3 separate regions of the Mus musculus genome follow, and all the other regions are linked to region 3. The links are chromatin loops, found by intact Hi-C in ENCODE. Cell type or tissue: left cerebral cortex. All regions are shown on one strand.

Region 1 (8,000 bases), 100 kb after region 3:
TCTCCCAGTGAGGTGGGGCACCCTGGCAGTTTGACCTGCCTCCCACAGGCGCCTTGGGTGCTTGCTGTGGGGGTTGGCAGTTATGGTCCTGTAATGATCTCTCTCTCTCTCTGAGCCTCAGTTTCCCCTTAGAAGGTAGTATTTTTCCTATTTTAGAATAGAATCTTTACTTCCAAAAGGAAAGCAGGGTTTATACCCCACCCCACCCCACCCTGTACTATCAGTCCAAATCCCAGAACAATTGGCTCTAGGAGATGCTTTGGGGGTTCGGTATTTGAAGACTTGCAAACAGAGGCAGAGGCTTTGTCCAAGGGCTTCCAGGTGGCCACAGGACAGCCAGGCCTTAAGTTCTGCAGCAAAGGGGAGAGAAGGTGTCATTCTCAGATGATCTAGTCAAGTGGCTCTGAGCAGACACAAACAGGAGGGCTATCAAGGCACTAGCTCCCATTCTCTTCAGGGAAGCTGTAGACATGATCAGCTGCAGATGAACGAAGATAGCGCAGCTGAGCACCTCTGAGGACACTGACCACTAGTGACCAATGGAGGGGCATTTGGGAATGGAAGATGGGGGAGGGGGTAGACAACATGTGCTGTGCCTGTCAGTCATCAGGTACAGCACCTGGATGCCTGCCTGCAGTCCACCCTGAACCAATACCCAGGTCACCATCCCTCCATGATTATCTCAGGATCCAATCACAAGGTCAGCCCTCCACCTCCACCCCTCCCACACACAGACAGAGGAAGAAAGTCCTGTCCAGAGGTGGTCAGAGCCATCAGGAAAGCAGAGGGGTTGTCCAGGAGGCAGAGCAGATCACTCACAAGCCAATAGAGAGGTTCTATATCTAGCCTGTTCTCACCGGCAGCAACTCTCTGCTGGGAGGTGACTGGTTAGCGAGAGACTCCTGGTTAGGTCTCAGCACCAGAGGCCCACCGGCTGTGCTGTGTATCAAACCTAGCTCTCTAGCCCACAACATTAGGAGAGAATACTGGAAATTCAGAGAAGCCTGGAAATGAGCAGGCTCTGCTCTGCCTCCCCTGGCTGTGTGACCCAAGGAAAGTTGCTCATTGTCTTTGACTCTGTCTCTTCACCTGAAAAGCTCAGAATCAGAGCTACTTAAAAATAAAATAAAATTAAAAAAAAAAAAAAGATAACTTACTTGGTAGGCAAGGGAGCACCATCCAAACCCAAGATGACCCAGGCTCTGCCTTTCCCTACCCTGAATGCAGTGAGGACTGGGGAGCCACTGCCCAAGGTTCCCCTCTCACCTAGCACTGAACCTGCCCCACATGGGGACCTCTTCCCCTTGGCTTGCAGCCATTTCCGAAGCCAAGATGCTAGGGCCTTTGCTTCATGGCCAGCAAGGGAGCAGGATGAGGGGATAAGGAGGCCACCCCTTACCAGGGGGGAATTAAGGCCTAGAAAAGCTGGTGATTGAGGAATGCTTGCTAAAAAAGCAACAGGAGCTAGGGCCAGCCTGGTGAGAGGATGACAGACAGGGGACACACAAAGGACTCTTACTTGGGGGGCCATCCTTTCCACTTCACCAGATATTCAACTTTGCCCTGTGAAAAAAAGAAAGGAGATAGGGTGAGACATACATACTCTACCACCACCTGCGGGACAATAGGACCCTCTGCCACAACACAGTATCACCAACCTGTGAACCTCAAGATTGTCAACCTGGAGTCAATACCCCCCAAAACTCTGGCTACCATGCGACATCCCTACAGGCCTCCTTGCTGCCCCACGGGAGTATTATCTGGTCCCAGACATCCCTGGAATCCTAGAGAAACTGAGACCACATGGGACTGTGCATGTAGAGCCTTGTGCGGTGGCTGAAGGACCACCATGCCAGGACCATGATTCCTCACTTTCAAAAAAAAAAAAAAAAAGCCTCAGGTAGAGGCAGCCCAGCAGGCCCTCCACTTGTTAGAAATTGGAGCCTCAAGGGAAAGGGGTCTCTAAGTGTCTCATCCAGCACCATGCACTGGATGAAATATCAACATGGGAGAGCTTTGAGTTCCTCTTCTCTGATCCACCTTGCCAAAGAGTCCCCCCCAGCACCACGCAGTGGACAGCTCTTTATGAAAAGCCTTTGTCCACCAAAGGCATCCACCTTTCCTTTCTCCTGCATCCTTCGTTCATCCTGCATCCTTGTCCTCTGCCAGAAAGCCAGTTCTGAGAGAGAAAAGGGAGCCTTGAGCTCTAGAGTACACTGCCGCCTCGGTAGAGATTTGGGAGTGCTGAGTTGAGCGAATGAGTCCCCTGTCTGACCCACCTCTCTGTTCCTTGTTAGAGGAGATGATGTCTATACCCGCTTCAGTCTAGTACCGAGAAACAGCAAGGAAAGAAAGCAGCCCTAATCAATAGATCGCCAAGCTCCAAGCCACCTACCTTGGGCCCACCGGAACCCGTGCTGAGGATGCTACAGCAGACACTCTCATGCCTGCACTTAAGCCAAATGGAAAAAAGGTGGCTTCAGGAGCCTCCGAAACAGATGGCAAGGAGAAAAGGAGAGGGGACCCTCCCTTAGATCCAGGACAGGAACTCTTTTCATTGCATATGGCCAGCTCCAAGTTCACTCTGGGAAGAGCCCATCAGCAAGCACGTGCACAAAGATCGCAGACTTGAGGTCTGGACAGGAAACTGCAGGTTGAGGTGTGCGGCCCTAAGCGCGGCAAAACCACCTCCTTAAATCTCAGGGTGTGTGTGTGTGTGTGTGTGTGTGTGTGTGTGTGTGTGTGTGTGTGTGTGTGTGTGTGTAAGTGTAAGGCCTTGGCAGAGGTGGGAGGAGCTTTGAGGATGTCCCAACAACAGTGGCCCAGGCTTCAGGGCAGCAGCACCCGGCTGGAAGGTTGGGGGAGGGGAGGAATGGGAGCGGAGAAGAAAGGTGTGCCCTGGGGGGTTGGGATCGGGAAGGTCAAAGTCCAATAAGAAAACTTCAGAGGCCACAGGAGACTTTCCTAAAGCTCTGCGGCCAACTTCAAAGGACTTGGTACTAAATATCCAGAGAGCCGAGTTCGAGACTCACTTTGACTCTAACGCACTGGCAAGTTGCTTCATCAACTTGAGCTTTAGTCTCCTCGAAAGTGAGCGTAAAGGGAACGAGACGGAATAGAACTCAGGATCTCTAGTCCTATCTTCATCTCCATCCCAGGTGGCCTCGGATGCACCAACATCCGAGGGCAACAACTTTAACTCTACTGGCCCTACATAGTGGTGGGGAAAGTGAGGAACAGGATGTGGAGACCCGCCAGGCAGCCCAGGGTCCCCAGGTCACCCCTGCACCACTTTCTGCTCTGCCCAACCTGGAGTGGGCGGTGCTGAGGAGCGGGAGGCAACCTCGCCCTGTCCCGGGAGCCGCCCCCGAGCAGCCTCACCTTCCGCACGCGCTTCTTCCGGATGCTCTCCACCGCAAACACCTGCTCGCCTATGGCTGACAGCTCCATGCGGGGCGGCGGGCGAGTGGGCCCAGGACCGGACCGGGCTGGGCCGGGGGTGGAGCTGCGGGGCCGCGGCGGCTGCGCGCGATGCTCGGGACGGCGGGGACCCCGTCAGGCTCGTCCGGGCGCGCACGCGCACGCGCGCACACCCCCTAGTGTTCCCTCACGCCGCCGACGTTCCATTTTTGAACCTGCGCAACGTTTTCCCCAGCGCCAGAGAGCGGGTGCGCGCGCGCGTGCCTCTGAAAGCGCCCAGAGGGTCAGCTCCGCCCCCTCGCTGCCGGAGCCACGCCCTACTCCTTAACCCCGCCTGCTGACCAAATTGGGCAGCTGGCAGCAGGTCTGATGCTCCTGGCAGTCTAAGGTCCATCCCATCTCTCAGTTCGGCTTCTGGGCTGGACGTGATCAGTCTTCCCAAGTCCCCCTAAAGACTGAGAAGGTCCGAAATGAAGTGGCCTTAAAGCCGAGATTAGCAAGCAAGTAATCTCAGTATTTAGACAGCTGAGGCAGGAAGATCAGGAGTTCAAGGCCAACCTTAGCTATGTAAGACCCTGTCACAAATAAATACATTGAAACAAGGATTGGAGAGATAGCACTTCTGCTCTTTCAGAGGACCTGGGTTGGTTCCCACCTCCAACATTATGGTTCACAACTGTGGCTCCATGGAATTCCATACTATCCTCTGATGTACTCATACACAGTGTGCACATACGTACACGCAGGCTAACAACCACTCATACACATAAGTATTTATTCAGAAATAAGACAAAACCTTTAAAGTTGGAGGTAGTACTTTATGCCTTTAATCCCAGCACTCGGGAGGTAGAGCCAGGCATATCATTATGAGTTCGAGGCCACTTTGTTCAAAACAGTGAATTTTAGGACAGCCAGTTTCCTTTCCTACAAAGGAGACAAGGTCCGGCCGGGTCCGCGCGGCAGGAGGGACAGACAGCAAAGCTTTCCACCCGGAGTACGTAGTCTAAGCAGGCCTGAACAGGTGCCTCTGAGTCCCCCGCTCCAAGCACGCTTCCACCCATCAACCCAAACCAGTCTTAGTAGGTGATGCGAAAACGCACCGCGAGCGCCCTTCCCTGAGGGACCAGGCTAGGCGCTGCTAACACCTCGTCGCAGGTGGAGACCCACTTTTGCCGTCTGCAGATCCCACAACAGCCTGGACTCCAGTGGTTTTTCCACCTCGCCCTTGGTTTGCTGACCGTTTGCCTCAACTAAATGTGGAAGGAAAAAAGTCCTCACCCCGGAGCCAGCACCAAGCCTTTTCAGTTTTCGGCATTGTTGAGGACAGGTCCGAGTCGTCCCCAACTCCTCCCATTTCCTCCTAATTCCTGCTGTTCTGACCTTCTGGAGGAGACTCAGGGCTTCCCCCTCAACATCACCACCCCCCACAGCCTGGATTCTTAGCAACAATCCCCTCCCCCACGGGGCCCAGTGATCGCAGTGCGCTTTCTACCACCAGACCCGACCGAGTCACTCAGTGCTTAGAAGCATTCTGGGGTTCCCTATTCTTAGAATAAACTCTAAGCACCTATGTCTGGCGAAGAAAAAAAAGAGAAAAAGAATGTTACATTGGCACCTGAGCTTTTTTTTTTTTTTTTTCAAATCAAGTGCAAAGGAAGCCAGAAGGCAGGGGATGACATGTCCCTGTCCCCAGAGAAAATTACCACCATCCGAGAACTATAATATTCCATGGAAACATCTACTAAGAACAAATGTACAATGAAGATATTTACGAATACAGACCCTAGAAATTCCCCTATCCCTAAGGGGAATTCCAACCCAAGAACAAGACAAGCAGGGCTCAGGGAAGTCTGGGGGTGGGGCGGAGGACAGAGGGGTCTGAGGTCTGATGCAATGAGGAAGAGACGATGAAAACGCTGGTGGCAAAAAAAAAAAAAAAGGCAGAAACCGCGTCCCCCCCCCCGACCCCCACCACAAAAAAAGATGGGAAATTAACAAGAGGCAGAGTAACCCCAGCGAGCGGAGTTCAAGTATTCTAATATCCTTACACACACCCCGGAGCAAAATAAAAAAATCCGTTAAGAATACAAGTTGCCAAGGTTAGAAACACCAAGAAAAGCAACCAAGCAAGAAGAGAGAAAAATAAACACATGATTTAAGTTCAAATGTTCTGTGATTCAGTAAACGTAGGGAACTAATACTGGGGCCAATTAAAAAAAAAAATGAAGCTGCATGAAATTGCCCAGCTGATGCAGTTTGCACAAAGTAAATACGAAAGGGGTGTTTGTAAAGGAGGGATAGTAACCGGATGGAGACTGGCGCTGGCGGGGCCATTTAAATATGAGGGAAAAAACGCATCACAAACACAAAGGAAGCCCCTTCTAAATAAAGGGACCGCTTTACCAGGAGAAAGGCTTCGAATTGGCATGCAAAACACCACAGCTGAAGGGGTGGGGGAAGAACACACACACACACACACACACACACACACACACACACACACACACACACACAAAACCACAGGAATCCACAAATTAGAGTCAGAGGTTTACTCCCCGCCCTCAACAGACCAGCAGAAAAATAGTAAGAGACCGTAAGAGACCGGAAATTTTAACGAGATTTGTAACCTTGACTAATGGACTTTTCTACAGCTTCTACAGTTTTCCTTCTTTTCTTCTTTTGGTTTTTAGTGACAAGGTTTCTGTGTAGCCCTGGCTGTACTGGAACTCACTCTGTGGACCAGGCTGGCCTGGAACTCACAGAGTCTGCCGGCCTCTGCCTCCAGAGTGCTGGGATTTTTATTTTATTTCTTTAGAAAGGATTTAACAGTGTTGACAATCCTCTGGGAAAAATAACCAAGAAGAGAGAGAGAGAGAGAGAGAGAGAGAGAGAGAGAGAGAATACAACTAGCTAACACCAAGGATAAAAAAGTGAAGAATCTACAGAGTATTGGAAATCTTGATTATATGAGGAAGCCATTTACAAAAAAAAAAAAAATCATTCCAATGAGGAATAAAGATTAATGGGCCCCCTCCCTGGTGAGCTAAGTGTGGAATGTGACGGTCACTGGCCTCCAGCCTCTGGATTACAGGATTGCCACCAAGCCCAGCTTTTTTTTTTTTTTTTTTTTTTTTTAAATCAAAGTAAATTAGAACCACAAGGGAATGGTTTATTCCCAAGGAAATGGTTCACTCCCTGTGAAGGTACCAAGGGAAAAAAAATGTACCACAAATTTCCTCTCTAGTGCCTGAGCTGCGGGAGGCATCTGCTGGCGATGGACGGCCGGGTGCACACTGGGCCAGCCAGACTATAAGAGTAGGAAAAGCACACACTCAACTCCGGGTCAAGAAAACTGAGTCTCCAGCTTCAGTGGAGGCTTACAATTCCAGTCCAGCTGGTTCAATCTCTTCGGCTAAAGGACCACCCCCTAGGGAGGCGGGCTTACTCTAAACCAAGTCCACCCCAGGGTGCCCTCCTTTACAGACTGTAACCACCCTCTGCAAGGGTCTTAAATCGATCTGATTTTCTGAAATGTGTAACTTTTCCTTTTATTTATTTATTTTTAAAATCTATTTATTTATGTAAATAAGTGCTCTGTTTGCACATGTGCCTGCCTGACAGAAGAGAGCATCAGACAGAATAGGGGCATTAAATTCCATTACAAATGGTTGTGAGCCGCCATATGGTTCCTGGGAATGGAACTCAGGACTTCTGGATAAGTCACTACTGTGGCATCTCTCCAGCCTCTTTATTTATTTATCTTTATCTTTTTCTTTTTTTTTTCTTTTTTTTTTAAAGATTTATTTATTTATTTATTATATGTAAGTACACTGTAGCTGTCTTCAGATGCACCAGAAGAGGGCATCAGATCTCATTACAGATGGTTGTGAGCCACCATGTGGTTGCTGGGATTTGAACTTCGGACCTTCGGAAGAGCAGTCGGGTGCTCTTACCCACTGAGCCATCTCACCAGCCCCCATCTTTATCTTTTTCTAAGCACACTTTTCTTAACCCTCTGGGCGTTTGCTCCAGCCTGTTGGGCTTATGCTAAAGTTTCCCTCCCTGCCAAAGATGTCAGTTGATCACATGACTGCCCTCCAGGACAGCTCCATTTAAGGCCTCTTCCTTTCTCTCCTCCATCCTTGTCTGGACGGCTGCTGTGCTTTAACCTCTTGCTCAGAGTTTTCCCAAAACTCTAACAGAATCGATTGTGTTCTCTCATTTGAGCCTAGTCTTAAATTCTTTTATTAATGAAACTAAGACGGGCTGGAGAGATGGTTCGGTGGTTAAGAGCACTGACTGCTCTTCCAGAGGTCCTGAGTTCAATTCCCAGCAACCACATGGTGGTTCACAACCATCTGTAATGGGATCCGATGCCCTCTTCTGGTGTGTCTGAAAACATCAACAGTGTACTCACACACATTAAATAAATAAATCTTAAACAAACAAACAAAATGAAACTAAGAACCCCAAGAAGAGACTCCACTTTCCCCTGTATCAGTATGGCCTGCATTGGTAACCAGATTCCACAATGACTATGGAGCACTTGAAAAGTGTGTACCCCAAGAGAGACATAAAGA
Region 2 (8,000 bases), 84 kb after region 3:
ACTTCAAAGCCAGGAGGGACCCCAGTACTAGTGTTCAGGGTTAGGAAAAATAGAAAGAAAAAGTCTCCTTCAGACCAGGTATGGTGGGCTGTCCTGGAACTCACTCTGTAGACCAGGCTGCCCTTGAGCTCAGAAATCCACCTGCCTCTACCTCCTAAGTGCTGGGATTAAAGGTGTGCACCACCACTGCCAGGCCTGAAGGACACTTTTTTAAAAAAATTTTCCCCCAGGGGCTAGAGAGATGGCTCAGTGGTTAGGAGCACTGTCTGCTCTTCCAGAGGTTCTGAGTTCAATTCCTAGCAACCACATGATGGCTCACAACCATCTGTAATGGGATCTGATGCCCTCTTCTGGCATGAAGGTGTACGTGCAGAGAGCATATATTTATAATCTTTTTTTTTTTTTTTTAATGTTCTTTCCTCCCAAGTCAAGGTCTCATGCATCTTAGACTAGCTTCAAACTCACTGTGCATTAAAGATGACCATGTACTCCAGATCTTCTGGTGCCTGGGATCACAGGTGGGTACCACTAGGTCATTTTCTGTGATGCTGGGGGCTAAACCCAGGGCTCTGCATGCTAGGCAAGTACTCTACCAACTGAGTAAGACATTTTTTTCAATCCTCAAAATCCCAGGCAGAACCCGAACCAAGCCCACCATCAGCGGTCGGGTGTTTGCCTAACTGGCAGGAAGCCAGGCAGCACCAACAATCCAGGGTCCTCGGTCAGCTTTGCGTGCTGTCAGCAAAGGCTGTGAGAGCGGAGCCTTTTCCCATTCAATTGGTTGCTTTGGAAAACACAGTGTTCACACATTGTTGCTTTCTTAGTGGTTTTCTGGGGTATGATTCGGCACTGGGGAGGTAGATGGGTGGGTGGCAGCTTGAGCGCACAGCTTTCTGCAGGCGGGGAGCTCTGGCTCCAACAGTGTAGATTCCTAGAGGTCTGAAAGCCGGAGGTGGGGGGTGGGAGATGGGGGCCAGAGCAAGTCTTGGTGTTCTATCACTGTGATAAACACCATGACCAAAAGCCACTTGGGAGACTTATTTGGTTTATACATCCCAATCACAATCCATCAAAGAAGGGAAACCAAGGCAGGAGCTAAAAGCAGGGGCCATGGAAGACTGCTACTTAGTGGTTTGCTCCCCGTGGCCTGCCCACTCTGTCTTCTTTCTTTCTTTCTTTCTTTCTTTCTTTCTTTCTTTCTTTCTTTCTTTCTTTCTTTCTTTTCTTTCTTTCTTTCTTTCTTTTCTTTCTTCCTTCCTTCCTTCCTTCCTTCCTTCCCTCCCTCCTGTCTTTCTTTCTTTCTTTCTTTCTTTCTTTCTTTCTTTCTTTCTTTCTTTCTTTCTTTCTTTCTCTCTTTCTTTCTCCCTTTCTTTCTCTCTCTCTCTCTCTCTCTCTCTCTCTCTCTCTCTCTCTCTCTCTCTTTCTTTCAGATTTATTTTATGTATGAGTTCACTGTCGCTGTCTTCAGACACACCACAAAAGAAGGCATCAGATCCCATTGCAGATGGTTGTGAGCCACCATGTGGTTGCTAGGGATTGAACTCAGGACCTCTCTGGAAGAGCAGTCGGTGCTCTTTAACCACTGAGCCATCTCTCCAGCCCTCACTCTGCTTTCTTATTCACCCCAGAAACACCCACCCAGTGGAGGCACCGCACGCAGCGGGTAGGGCCCTCTCATGTCAGTCATTAATGAAGAAAATGCTTCTTAGTCCATAGGCATACCCACAGGGCCATTCTGATGGGGACATGCGTGCATGTCCTCAGTTGAAGACCCCTCCTTCTAAATGATCGTAGCTTGTGTCAAGTTGACAACCAATCAGCACAGTGGACCACAGTCTTCACCAGTCTGACTGCTCCTAGAAGGAGCAACTGCATCATGCACGAGGAGAATGTCTCCCAGAGGGATACAGGCCCCACAAGCTGACACTCCCCCTCTCCCGCCCCTGCTATCAGCTCAGACTGCACATGGAATAGACTCCCTCCCAAAGATGTAGTACCTGGAGTGTGCCTAAAGGACATGGGAACATGGCCAGCTCAGCAGGCACCTGTGGGACAGAGGTCACAGGCAGGCCGGGACATTTGGTACCAGTCCCACCACAGTGATGTGGAGGCCATAGAAGCTGTATGTGAAGACAGCCTCCCCCCTCCCCAACCCCATCCACTCAGAACCCGTGGGGGCTGATGGTAACGTGCGGGAAAACACTTTAGGACAGCTTGGGTCTCTGAGGTGGTGGAAGCTTGGAGTGGATTTAATGTGAACAATTCCCTGATCCTCTTAATTTCGTCCTCTTTTTCATTGTTGTCTTATCTTTTTTTTTTTTTTTTTTTTTTTTTGTTAAAAAGTCTCACATAACCGAGGTAATTCTCAAAGTCCCTGCATAGCTTGGGCCAGGAGGTGATGGCACACACTTTTGATACCAGCACTCGGGAGGCAGAGGCAGGTGGATCTCTGACTGGGGGGCCAGTCCAGTCTACAGAGCACATCCCAGGGTTCCAGGACATGAGCCAAGGGTGACTTTGAGCTCCTGTGTTCTGCGTCCACGTTTGCAGTTATAGTAAGCAAGGGTGGCCATTGTGCCTGGCTTTTTGTTTGGCTTTTGAGACAGGGTTTCCCCTATTGTGATCCTGACTGGATGCTATTCTCTAATGTACATCAGGTTAGCTTCAAACGTATATACATCTGCTTGCCTCTACTTCCAGATTGCTGGAAAATACTTTGTTTTTTTTCAAAACAGGGTTTCTCTGTATAGCCCTGGCTGTCCTGGAACTCACTCTGTAGACCAGGCTGGCCTCGAACTCAGAAATCGCCTGCCTCTGCCTCCCGAGTGCTGGGATTAAAGGCATGCGCGCCACCACGCCCGACTGGAAAATACTTTTAAAGACAGGTAGGACCATGCTTGACTCAAGTCCAGGTTTCTAATAATTTATTCTTAAAACAGGGTCTCAAGATATAGACCAGGTTGGCCTCAAATTTCTGATCCTTCTTCTGCTTTGGCCTCCCCAGCAGTAAGGTCGTGAGTACACTGTTGATGTCCTCAGACACACCAGAAGAGTGCATCGGATCCCATTACAGATGGTTGTGAGCCACCATGTGGTTGCTGGGACTTGAACTCAGGACCTCTGGAAGAGCACTCAGTGTTTATAACCACTGAGCCATCTCTCCTGCAGCCCTTTAAGGTTGTGCTCTAAAGGACCACAGAGGACTCCCAGGAAATATGAGGGAGAGGGGGTTCATTGTGCCTCCATCACAGTGGGTGATGCCAGCCTCAGTCCTCACCAAAGCATCTGCCCAATGGCACAGCCGCTGGGGCAAGGCAGGGAGACGGGCAGGGGAGGCTAAGTGAGACTTCTTCATAGACAGCCCCTCCCAAAGCTGCCTCAAAGCCACTCATCTGTCAGAGGTGAGAACTGGGGGTGGGACCCAAATGGTGCTGAGCCTCAGGGAGGTTGCTTGATAGTGTAGAAGGTGGTTGGTCACCTTGGGACACCCGGCCCTTCAGAGCCATGGTTCTCAACCTGTGGGTCGCGACCCCCAGGCAAGCCATAGATCAGGTGTTTACATTCCAGTTCATAACAGAAGCACGATTACAGTTATGAGGTAATGACAAAATAATTTTATGATTAGATGGGGTCAATACAACATGAGGAACTGAAAGGGTTGCAGCATTAGGAAGGTTGAGGACCACAACTTTACAGTGATTCATATGTGCTTGTTCCAACACCTACTCAGACTTGGGTACATATTACCTGGGTCCTTGCTGCCATCTATGGGCAACAAGACACTGGGCTTACCCCATAAGCATTTCCCTTGCAGCAACTTCCAGTCAGCAAAGATCTCTTAGTGAGGGGGGATGCAGCTGTGTGGGCCTGGTCCGCAGACTCAACGCCCCACCCCGTGCAATACTATCCAGGGCAGCTGGTCTGTGGGGACAATGTGCTACAAAGCCTGTGTGTGTGTGTATGTGTGTGTGTGTGTGTGTGTGTGTGCAGATGGCATCTCTGTAAGATCTAGAACAGGTGCCCAGTGAATGCTGAATGCTGCCAGTCAGGAAATGGCAAGGGCTGGAGGCTAGATAGGGCCTTCATGCAGATGTAGACTCTGCTCCTTAGAACAGAGACATCCTTGCTGCCAGGCGAGCAGTGCAGGGGGCGCCTCAAAACCCTGCCGCTGAAGCTGGGTACTTGCCTCCCACAACCAGTGGGCCAATGGAAGAAACAACGCTAACATAGTATCTCATCGCTGCAAGGCTGCTACTGACCCCGAGGTTTACTGCCTCCAATCCAGGAGAGAGGAGCTTGCCAGAAGCTGGAGCTGAGTAGCCTCGCCATTCCTATTCCCGGTGGAGACTAAGACAGACAGTATCAGAGGCATGGCCTGGTAAGATAAAAGGGCTCTGGACCCCTCTGATGAATGCACTGACCTGTGGAAATGCCAGCTGTGGGGACTGAAGGAGAGAGATGAATACTGTCCACTGCAACCTTGGGGCCAGCACCAGCTCCGAGGACCAATGGCCATCCTACCAAGAAGCTTGTCTCCTTTGTTATTGTCATGGGCCACCTCTTTGCAGAGTCTTGGAGATTGTGGGCCCTCTGTGGAGTTGAGCTCAGTAGAGCAGTGGACACCATACCTCCAGAGGCTCTCCTGACATCACCTCTCATCTTGGCTGTGGACGGACATACCCAAGGTTCCTCTGCAGGTGTCAAGTCCTGCCTGTACAGCCGCGCAGGGCAGGCCATCGAGAGAACTAAGCAGTGCATGCTTTCTGCACTGCCTGTGTCGAGCTTGTCAGGTGTGCAGAGTCCATGTAAGTGCGCGTCAGCCTCATGACTGACCTGGTTCTCCAGCCTGAGACTGAACACTCAAGCTGCTGACACCCAGTCTTCTAGAACCAGCTACTCTTAGAAGATATAGAGGAACCGCAAGGTTCACGGCCACAGGCCCAGCCCTGACACGCTAGGCTCATTTCTCTCCTCAGCTGATTTTAATTGGGTTCAGAAGACTGGATGTCTATAGTCCCATACCATGGACTATAGTTGGGAGGCACGGAGTCCTGGGCTACGGTTTGAGGGTAAGGGTGGGGTATCACACAGTTATCACACCATCAAAACAAACAACCAGACACACAGAAGTCTCTAAAGACATTTTAATGTATTTTTTAATAATTTTTGCCTCATCTATCAGATAAATCATCTAAATAAATAGATGCTATACAGTCTTTTACCAATATCAGTACAAAAATAAAACTGCAGCCTACACCTGCTTACTCTTCCCATCGCACTCCCCCCGGGGGAAGGCCTATGCCCAATTCCTCCCAATACATTCAGGTCGTCTGAACAAAGCTCGTAGCTCATTCTGTGTGCAAAGGAAGCGGTCTTGCGCAAAGACCTGGTGGCCAGGTCTGGCCCGCCATTTATAAAGCAAAATCGATACCACCTCGCTGACACCGAGCTACTTCCTCGGTAGGCAGGAGGTGGAAGGAACTTGGCAATAAGATCACCATCTTACCAGATGAGAACCACGTGGGCCAAATGGGCTCAACTGTGGCACTGCACAAGTGTCCACACCAGAGGTTGAGGCACATCTTCACCCCAACCCAGGGAGGGGGAAGTTCAACCCAACCTCTACATTCAAATATGCAGGGGGAGGGGTTAAGAGATAGGCAGGTGGTCGCCACTGCTGGCTCATGGAGTACTGGCCCTGTATGGGGTTAGTGTATGTGGGTGGAGAGGGGGCGTGTTACTGTCCACTTGGGTAGCTTCAGGCTAGGAGAAGCCTGTGTATAGCCACTCGAAGCCTTCTGCCATTCTCCCTAGGCGGCCAGTTTCCAGCAGTTCAGAGCTACATGGCTACCCTGAGGGATATCCAGCCTAGTCCACAATCTCCAGGGACTGGTGGGTTTCATAAAGGGCCCCGTGAGATAAAAGGTCACCGCCTACTGCAAAAGACAGAAGGCAGCTGCTTGGAAAGCCCCCCCTGGGGTCTCATGATCAAAATTCAAATTGTACAGGCATTTAGTCCCATGCCCCTAGGGATGGGAAGCATGACACCGAAGGGATTCTGTCCCCCAATATGGTGGGCCATCAAACCCAGCAGCAAAGAAAAGCTCCAGCCACCCTCACCTCTCTGGGAGCTGGGGCTTCAAGAACACCAAGGTCTCCCCACCTCCAGGTTCCTGTAGCCTACTGGCTGAGGTTCCTGTCTCTCCTCTCTCTGGCCCACCCAGACATCCTCTAGATTCAGGTCACCCACAGATGACGGCCACCAACGGAAGCACTGAGTTAACCCTGGACCATTAAGACTAAAGGAGGGGGAGACCAGGGACTAGAGAAGGAAGAGGATAGAGTCGCAGACAGACACGGGGCAGGGTAGTGTTTAGAAGTCATCCTGCCCTTGTTCATACTGACTCTGCTGGCCTCCTAAAGACACAGCAGAATTGGTAGCTGCTAGGACCCAGCCATATAGGTTCGTATGGTAGCAGCGGGTGTGTGAGCAATGTGCTCTCGACAAGGGAGGGAGCCGTCCTCAGGTAGGAAGCTGTCAGCCTATAGGGCACCTGTGCAAACCAGCAAACCGCACCCCCCCCCTTGCCAAATCAGGACCACACACTTGTGTGCAACCTGATTCATGTTCAACCCCCACAAGGTGGGAGGGGTCATCCATCCTTAGCCATGCCATTCAGGTTGGGTGGGGAGGGGGACAAAGAAGACAAGGACTGCCCTGAGAAAGTGGTGGGACACTCCCTCCCTGACTGCCCACATACCACTGGCACCCATGGGTGCCCAGATCGGCTGATTGGCAGGAGAGGGCAGAGAAATTGGGGGGCGGGGCTGGAAAGTCACCTGAGTCAGAAAGAATGTGAACTCCTGTGGGAGGAAGGGTGGGCCAGGTGGCTGTGAGCCTGTGTGGAAGCATCTGCACCTTGCACACCAAAGCCTGGTCCAATTGGCGGCTCGGAGATGACAGCCGACAGATCCTGTCACATGACCTACGTGCAAGGCGGAGCAAGGGTGCCGCGGCAAGTTCTGTTTGTGCTGTGAATGGTGTCATGTTCAACTGGTCAGTTTTCTAAAGGTGTGCATGTTGGGGTGTCCGGATGTGTTCATGGGCATCTCTACACAGGCCAATGGCAGGGAGACAGCACACTCGGAGGAGGCTTGGTGGGCAGCCTCTTCCCTGGTCCAGCCCGTGCCGGTTGTCCTGATCCTGTCCCCGGTGGCCAAGGCCGGCCTCTGTGTCCCACCACAAGGCTGGAGTGGAAAGTTCATAGTAAAGACCCACGGCAAGGGACAGGGAAGGGACACCACCAGAAAGCTGGGGTGACTGCCTGAGGCAAGGTCTGGACCTCCTGGGCTCCTCCGGCTCCACGGATCAGCCTCTGAAAGATAATGACAGAGGCGTACTGGGCAGGGTAGCCTGTCCCCATCTGCCCAGGAGATGAGACCCAGACAACACTGGCCTTCCCCCCCTGTTTCTGAGGCCTCTTTGTAAACAACCGTCGGGGAGCAAGGGCGGGTGCTGGGGTCTTCCCCGTGCTTCTACTTTTTTAAAAAATAAAAATATTTACCCTGCTCCCAGCCCCTCCTGTCTCTGGAAATCCTCACCCAAGCCCCAAGAAGCACAGTTTTAAGAGGGGAAGCCGCTATTCACAGCTTCTCGTTGCGGTCTCGGAAGAAGCCCTCGGCGGCTTGAGCCTCGCGGAAGGTGACGGTGACGGAGTTGGCGGTGATGTCAGTCACGGTAACTTCACTTGAGGGGAGCGTGGGTGTCCAGGGAGGCGGCCCATTGGTCAGGTCTGCTTCTGCTGCAGCCATGGAACAAAGACACGGGTGAGGTACAGGCACCACTCGGCACCGAGTGGGCAGTCAGAAGTCGTGAATGGTAGCACGCTGCCCATCCCCCCACACGCTTGAAGCAGGATGCTTTAGGAGGGCGCATGTGCACCTGCCTAGCTAGCTATAGCAGAATGGGCAGGGGCCAGGTCCAGTCAGTCCTGCCTGCT
Region 3 (8,000 bases):
GAGGAGGCTGTAGCTGGGCTCTTCCTCTACCAGTCCCCACAGTACCACATCTGCAGTGAAGATCTGACCTTCAAGATGACCATCCCAAGAAGGGCCTGAGGTGGCTCCACGTCCCCCAGCAACCTGGGATCAGAGTGGCCTGTGGCTTCCACGACAAACCGCACAGACTGGACTGTGCCAGGCCTGGCTAAGGCAAGGGAGGCCACGCCTTCAGCGACCCTGTTCTGAGGAACCGTAAAGGGTGTTGCAGGGAAAACTAAGGCCCTGCACCCAACACACACACACGGATCTACACAAGAAGGAGCCAAGGGGCAAACACACATGCACAGCCAGAAGTTCCTACAGCAGGTTCTTGCAGCACCTTTGGTAGAAAACGGAAGGGGTTTTCAGATACCCAGAGGCTGTGGCAGGGTGCCATGTCTGCCAGCCCCTCCACCTTCAAAAAGGGGGTTTGGGATAGACAGTGTGTGGGGCAAGAGATCTGCATAGGCCTGGTCCACACGTAGGCAAGCAGGGAAGCGGACCTCTGGCCCAGCTGCTGCCACCCTCAATGGTGTCGAGGGAGGGACCCATTTTGGCCTCATCCTTCACTCAGTGCCAGGGTGGTGAGAGCCTGTGCCCACCCTAGGCGGGATCTCCTGGGGGCCCTGCAGATGGCGAGATAGCACCGAGACCAAACACTGCACACAGAGCAAGAAGCAAGCTAGGAGAGGCAGGGTGGGGGGATGTAGATAGGATAGGTGAACCCCATGTTCTGGGGATCCCCCAGAAACCATCTAGTGGGCCCCACCTGCACAGTCAGGGACAGTGCCAGGTACACTAGGGAGCAGATCTTCCTTTCTAAGCCCTACCAAGGCCCTAACCAAGTCCAGGGCTACCAGCCCTATCCCTGGGTCAACACTGAGCCATCTGAGGCAAGCTAAGCACAGGCATACGGGTCTGAGGGCAGGGACGGGGTGGGAGCACAAGTATGACTCCAGGAAGGAGGCCCCCCAAAGCCCCCCTCCTTGAGGAAGCCCCTCACTTACTTGGCCCAGTGCCACCCCCGCCCCCTGTAGCACCTGCCACCCCAGCGGCCACCTTCTCAAAATCCTCCGGGCTGCAGAATTCCTTGATGGTCACGGTCAGGAGGTTGCTGGTGACATCTGTGACAACTACATTGGAGCATGGCGACATCTCGGGGCGCCAGTCCCCAGCCTCAGGCTCGGAGGAGCCAGCACCTGTGGGCTCCAGAGCTGTATGTAGCGCCTGGTCCGCAGCACCAGTGACATCAGGAGGCACCCGCTGGCCGGTGGCAGCCGCCTCAGGAGGGATGGACAGATCGAGCACCTCTGACTCTCGCCAGTTGGGCACAGATCGGCTCAGGGTCTCCGGGAGTAGCTTGGGTGGTGCATCGTCTGGGTCAGAGGACTGCAGTGTGGGTGAGGGGCAGCCGGAAGAGCTGGAGCTGTGTGCGTCAAAGGGGGCAGCAGCTGGGGTGGCCAGGAGCAGCCCAGGCCCCGAGGAGGCCACATCGGCTTTGCCCGCAGTAGAGGGCGCCAGAGGGGCAGGAGGGGGCTTGTAGAGCGCAAATGTGCCAAACTTCATGTGGCGGATCTGGGTACGGAGCATGCTCTCGCTGAACTTCTTGCTCTTCCCAATGACCCGGTTCCGCGAGGGGACTTTCGGGCGGGCCAGTGCCCCGGTGCCCTGCGCAGTGCTGCCACCTCCCGGACCCTTGTCAATCACCTTCAGGTTCAGGATGATGCGGTTCCGCTTGGGCTCCCGGGGCTTCACCTTACGGTTGATGATGCGCACGGTCTCAGAAAAGGGCGAGATGGGTGGGCGTAGGCCAGGGCTACCCCCTTGTGGGTCTGGTCGTGGCAGGGGACGGCGAGACATACGGTGGCAGCGGCGGATGTCTTTCTTGAGCCGGTGCACCGCAGCGCTGGAGTGCAGCTTGGGCGAGGAGGCGCTGGCGCTCGGCTTGACAGAGAAATGCACATCACTGATGCGGAGGGCCTCCGCCTGGGCCCGGGCCTGCGGGCAAAGGGGCGTGTGTGGGACCTCAAGACTTCCCGCGGTCCCTAGACACCCCTGTGCCAGATAGCCCCGAGCTCCATCAGTACACGTTCAGAAAGAGTACCCAGAACAATCAGTGACTTATGACCCTTCAGACAATTAAAGGGAAAGTGCACTGGGGCGTGCAGCTCAGGCTTGCCTGGAATGCGCGGGGCCCTAGTTCCGTCCCGGCTCCAAATAAACCTGACATGGGGGCACACCTGTAAATGGAGGCAGGTGCACCGACCGTAGGTTCAGGGTTATCTTCAGCTACACTGTATGTTTGAGGATAGTATGGGTTACATAATACTCTTCTAAAAAACCAAAGCAAACCAAACAGGAAACCAGTCCAGAGAGGCGGTGGTGTGTAATTTGTCTACAAGGGCTAGGTAATTCTTAAGGTCTTTTTACTACCCCTAAGTCATCGTGTGTGCGCACTGCCCTACCCTTCCCCATGCCCACTACCCCGCCATTCTTGCTGCTTCAGCAATAATGACAGGGACCTTGTGAGGAACCCTTTTCCCTGTTACGGATCCCAGGCAAGCCTGGGACTCTTCCAAGGGCTAATTTTCTTGGTGCCAGAGTAGATTCACCCTGACCTCAGATGACCATGATTTCAAGAAAGGCCCTTGCTCCAGCCACTCTCTGCCCTGACCCTAGGCAAGAGTGCATTCACACCAACGGTTCAAAGGCCTATACTCAGAAGCCAGTGTGAGAATTTAGCCTAGGCCTCGGGTGGGTGGGCACAAGACAATGGAGTGGAGGTAAGTGTGATCTCTGAAAAGCCCCAGGACCCAACAGCAGCTCAGCTGCTAGTGACTTCACAAGAGCCCCACACCAGCTCACCCCTTGCCTGATGACTTAGAACAGAGAGCAGACACGACTTCTCCATAGCCAGCCTTTCCTTCTCTAAGGATGAGGGCCAGCTGCACAGCTCTACTCTGAAGGATGCCTTCCATAAGGTGCTACTTTCTAGAGACACGGGCTACCTAGCAGGAGGTGGTGACTTTATGGAACGCAGAGAGGAAAACAGACCGGACACTGCCAGGATATGGAGAGAATCCCAGCAGTTTCTGAGGCCAGGGTGGGACATGAGGACAGAGACCCATGCAGGCCACATCCCAGTGCTCAGAGGATGCAAAGATAAGAGTGGACAGCTGTGGCTGAGGACCAAATAGGGAAAGACAAGAATCCTGACTCTAATAGCAACCCCAGCCACCATGGGGCAAAGCATGGGGTTCGGTTGTGACACTCTAGTCTAGTTAGGAGAAGTTAGGGGCACCAAGGAGGAGCTTACTCCCATGGATAATTTGTTGGGGTCCCCAGAAAGAATCTGTGTTGGGGGTGGGCGGGACTCTCCATCCACAGTCCCCACACACTGGATGCTTAATGAGTACAAAGAGAAAACCTGTACACCTCCTGACAAACCCAGATCACGACCAGTCAGGGGTCTCCTGGCTTATAGTGAACAGATGTCTTCTTACCAGGGAGCCCCAAACCCTCAAGGGACAAGAAACACATCTGAAGATTACGGGGCTCTGTATCCAGGCTGGAGTGTCCACATTCACTAACTGACACTAGGTGGCAGCACTGAGCCAGACACAGCTAGCTCCCAGGGCTCTGTCCAGTTGAGTTCCACAAGGGGCCCCTTACACCCCTCCCAGGTACATTGATGGGGGAGCTTAAGGGATCTCTTCAAAAACAAGGACCTGCCATCCTCTCACGCTGCATCCTGCCTCCACTTCCTCATCATCAGATCCGGAGCTGGAGTTGCAGGTGTTTGGGAATCTGGTACTCTGACTGAATAGCACTCTTAGCTGCTGAGCCATCTCTCCAGCCCCCACTGACTAGCTAGCTCCTACGGGGGAGGGGGGGAAACAGGTGGTCCTTGGAGTGTCAGGATGTGTGCAAACAGTGGACCCAAGATAACAGTCCAAACCTCATTTCCCTTTCTGCGCCATCTCAGTGAGTCCCTGCCATGGTGTCCTCCTGTGAGCAACATTAGAGCACCTGCTGACCACACATTTGGAGGCAGCCAGTACTTGGTAGGTACCAGGCTTCTGAGAAACCAGCTTTCCCTAAAACATGCTTTCAAATGGCTTATAAGAAACATCTCGGGGCTGTCGAGATGGCTCAGCAGGTAAGAGCACTGACTGCTCTTCCAAAGGTCCTGAGTTCAAATCCCAGCAACTACAAGGTGGCTCACAACCACCCATAATGAGATCTAACGCCCTCTTCTGGTGTGTCTGAAGACAGCTACAGTGTACTTATGTATAATAAAAAATAAATCTTAAAAAAAAAAAAAAGAAAAATCTCTTACTTTACAGTGTCTAAACATACTGCATAAGATACAGTTCTCGGGCTGAACAGAAGGCTCAAGAGTAAGAGTAATGACTGCTCTTCCAGAGAACCCAGGTTCAGTTCCCAGCACCCACATGGCATCTCACAAATACCTGTAACTCCCAATTCTGGGGATCCATTTCTGGCCTCCATGGGCACCAGGCACGAACATGGTATACACATACACACACACACACACACACACACACACACACAGAAGCACTCACGTATTAAACAAACAAACAAACAAACAAAAAGATGTTATTCTCCTTGGGTTGGGAGGTTTTTGACAGGCCCTGGGTCTGCTTAGTGAATTTCGAAATCACTGCAGGCCACATTCACTGCACTAACAGGACAGGAGTGGCTACAGGGTTTGGGGAGGACTGCAGACAGCATTGAGACACTGCTGCTAGCTCTCTGTGGTGGTGGGTACCTTATTAACCTGTTTCTTTTCCATGGTGTGGAATGGGTTCGTGGCAGCCATCTCAAGAAGGCGCCAGGATGTTCAGCACTCCTCCTTGCAGAAAAACCTGTGTATTCTGCTGAACTGCCTCTTACTCACAAAGCAACAGGTCCAGCCTAAGCTACCTCCCTCCGCATCCCTTCACACCAGCTGCTTCCTAAATTCTGGATTAAGGCTCTACAGCAGGCAGCTCCACCCCCTGCCCTAGCATCTCTGAGCCTTGTTTCCTACAGATGTGTGTTCAACTTCCACCTATAAAAGTGGACTAGTACTATCAACTCCACTGGGATGTTGAGACGATTAAAGGAGATGATTCGTGCAGAGGACTCAGCACTGCTGGGTTCCAAAACAAATGGGAAATGACAACTTTTAAGAAAAGGGCATTTTGAGAATCCATACTCAAGATCATTACCGCCTTGACCACTAGAGGGTGCTCCAGGGGCGCCAACAAGCTGTCAACACAGCCCACCAGTCTTCCAGCTGCTCTGCCCACTCCCTCCCCACCATCAAGCATCAGGGTTAAGGTTGCTGAGTTAATCCCCGAAGATGCACCGTGGCTAGAGGCGGGGGAGTAGGGGTACGCGACAATAGGATTCCAGAAACCAAGGGGTTTTTTTTGCCACATTTGCATTTGGTCCAAGGCTAATTCTTTACACCCAGTCTTTTGGCTGGCGGAGGGGGCCAAGACAGCGCAGGGGGCCAAGACAGCGGGGTCTGGTCCACCCTTCCCCCACTGAGCTTGGAGCTCTTTGGACAAATTGGAGATTAAGAGGTTCTGCATCTTGCAGTCTCTTCTCCAAGGAGCTCTTCCCGTGTTGTGCTGGTGCCAAATTTGGTGAGAAGACCTGGGGCATCGTTAGTTCTTTAGGGAAACTACGGAGGCAGACACTGACCGCCTTGCATTAAGTGGCCATCAGGGATCGTCTTGCTCTCCTCTTCCCAGGCTCTGTTCTTCCTCATCAAAAACAAAACAAAACAAAACAAAACAAAAACAAAAACACCCCTAACTCTCCAAGATGGCTTCCCATGAAGTTCTTCGCTCTCTTGCCAAACAGGCTATGTTCACCATGCCCCACCCCATCTTCATTGGAACCTCCAGAAATATCAGGATTAGGGGTAGACAGGCTCAGGACCCGAAAGCTGGTAGTCCAGTGTGAATGATCAAATTCAGGTTGAAGTAATTTAAGGTCAAATTCAAGCCGGGCCCCCAAGTGCTATGGGAGAAGGTACAGAATACACTCCAAAGGAGGTGGGCAGTTATAGGGCATGGGAGGCCAGTGTTTTGCCAGGAGGTAAGCCTATCTATACTCAACAGCTCCAAGACTCTAAATCACAAAACAGGCCAGTGTGTTCAAGGCTGGAGGAGATGAAGGGTCTCACTAGCGAAAAGAACTTCCCAGTCACCTCCTCCCCTGAGTATGCCCCACCTGCTTCACTCACCCGCTTCCTGGAGCACAGTCGATCCCCCACCCCCAGTTCCTGGTTTCATCCCTGATTACCCCACTCCCAGGCCCCTCTGGCTGGGCTGGCTACGGCCCGCTGCCAGGGACTTGTCAGGGACTCACAACCACCCCCTGCCCAGCTGGGGCCCCTCTGGAAAAGCCTGCCCGCCTAGGCAGCGGCGGATCTGTCCCTCCCTTGCAGGCCGGCCCTGTGCTGCGCCCTGGCTGGGGGCCCGAGCGGGGGCTGCTGGGGCTGGGCCAGGTTACCTTTAGGAGGAAAGTTTTGGGTTTAGGTCCCCTCTTCTTGGGCCCATACAGCTCACGTTCCCTTTCCCTGTAGTCAAGAAACGCCAAAGATGAAAAAGGGTCCCTTCCTGGGCCCCACTCCCCGACCCTGCCCGCCTTTCCCGCTTCCCTGCGCGGCGCCCCACCGCGCCTGCCAGCTTCTCCAACTCACTTCTGCTCGAAGGCTGCGATGAGCCTCGAATCCAGAATGTTCTCCTCTGGCTCCCAAGTGCTGTACCTGCCGAGTCACGCGTACAGAAGAGCAAAATGAAAACCCAAGGGGCAGGGGCACACCGCGAGGGCTCAAGCACGCACCCCCTATCCAAGGCCCAGGTGTCTTCTTGCCGCCTCCCCAGTCCCCATGCCAACGACCCACGACACTCACTTGATCGCCCACCCTTTCCATTTCACCAGGTACTCGATGCGTCCCTGAAAAACAGAAAGGAAAAAAAAAAAAATAGGGGGTGGGGGTGGGGAAGATGCAGGGACGCGAGGAGGCGGCGGCGCGGGGGTGGCTGAGGGAACCCGGCTAGCCGGACCACTGCACCCCGAGGGCCCCGCGGGCTCCGACACCACCGCGGGGAACACAGGGCTGTCCCGGCCGAGGGCTCACCTTGCGGATCCGGCGTTTAATGATGGATTCGGCCGCGAAGACCCGCTCGCCTACTGCAGACAGCTCCATCTTGCTCAGCGGCACCCACAGCCCATAATACTCCCTGCTCCCGCGGCCGGTGCTGCACCGCTCGCGCACGCGCCCCAGCGCTCAGGCCCCCGGCGGGCGGGCGCTCGGCGGGGCGCGCGCTCGCGTTCCAGCTGCGGGCCGTCACGTGATGCTCCGGGCCTGAGCGCCGTTGCCAGGGCCTCCCCCTCCCCCGGGGCGGTTGCTAGGGAAAATGAGCGCTCGCGGGGCGGGGGCGCGCGAAGGCTCTTAAAGGGGCCTGTCCTCTCCCCCGCAGTCCTGGCGGGAGACCGATGGATGCTTGGCTGCTGCCAAGCCGAGTGAGGTGCAGTGCAATCCTACATTGTCCCACTTCATCCTGCAGGCCCAGGATCCCTGCCACCTCCTACCCTCCTTGTAACTCCTCATGCCAGAATTGCCAGGCCCTCGACAGAGAGATGCGATAGGCCCAGGAGTCTCTAGGCGCTGTGCATCCTCCTGCAGACGTTTGCAAACAGTTAAATATGATACAGCAGAAATGCATTCACTGCAGCTTTGCCAGGCCTTGTGGGGATTTCTTTAACACATCACCCCATCCATTATTTATGTATTCGTGGGAGTGTGGTTTTGTAACCGGTTCAGATAAGTTAAAACAAAAACGCCACAGCAGGAAGGGGGCGGCGGGGGGGGGGGGGTGACTGCAGAGGTGACCCAGGCCTGCGACCATGGTCTCAACACCTACAAGTAGACCTTGGCGAGTGTGTTTATAAAC

Evidence for each region. Hi-C counts contacts between places; a loop is a spot of excess contacts. Peaks named below come from ENCODE experiments on the same cell type or tissue, not always from the same donor. Only the 100,000 strongest peaks of a DNase experiment are listed, where the experiment ranks them.
Region 1: it touches region 3 in a loop (2.7-fold over the local background); 19 of 42 quality-filtered maps call a loop at or near these places.
Region 2: a loop joins it to region 3, with 2.4 times the contacts of the local background. A loop is called at or near these places in 21 of 42 quality-filtered maps.

What each region holds. Positions count from the first base shown.
Region 1 is chr15:79,929,067-79,937,066 of GRCm38, forward strand. It overlaps Cbx7 (chromobox 7), which reads right to left and starts at 3,580. Exons shown (of 7, transcript NM_144811.3): 1 at 3,382-3,580; 2 at 1,520-1,563. The coding sequence starts at 3,450. In left cerebral cortex, a CTCF peak has its summit at 3,649; a DNase peak (open chromatin) is centred at 3,671; H3K4me3 peaks cover 1,349 bases; H3K27ac peaks cover 1,055 bases.
Region 2 is chr15:79,910,675-79,918,674 of GRCm38, forward strand. Cbx7 (chromobox 7) reads right to left here. Exons shown (of 7, transcript NM_144811.3): 6 at 7,603-7,802; 7 at 5,133-7,376. The coding sequence ends at 7,645. It also overlaps a transcript of Apobec3 not described here. Among named protein-coding and RNA genes, the nearest start is that of Cbx7, 18 kb to the right of the region's middle. In left cerebral cortex, CTCF peaks have their summits at 345 (motif pointing left) and 3,776; DNase peaks (open chromatin) are centred at 826 and 3,799.
Region 3 is chr15:79,826,960-79,834,959 of GRCm38, forward strand. Npcd (neuronal pentraxin chromo domain) reads right to left here and starts at 7,374. Exons shown (of 9, transcript NM_001013362.2): 1 at 7,184-7,374; 2 at 6,956-6,999; 3 at 6,743-6,808; 4 at 6,553-6,619; 5 at 1,729-2,019. The coding sequence starts at 7,252. It overlaps Cbx6 (chromobox 6), which reads right to left and starts at 7,374. Exons shown (of 5, transcript NM_028763.3): 1 at 7,184-7,374; 2 at 6,956-6,999; 3 at 6,743-6,808; 4 at 6,553-6,619; 5 at 1-2,019. The coding sequence starts at 7,252. The coding sequence ends at 1,021. In left cerebral cortex, CTCF peaks have their summits at 1,538 (motif pointing right), 3,619 (motif pointing right), 4,287 (motif pointing left), 5,270 (motif pointing right) and 1 weaker place; DNase peaks (open chromatin) are centred at 699, 1,494, 1,960, 2,214 and 9 more places; H3K4me3 peaks cover 5,278 bases; H3K27ac peaks cover 5,790 bases.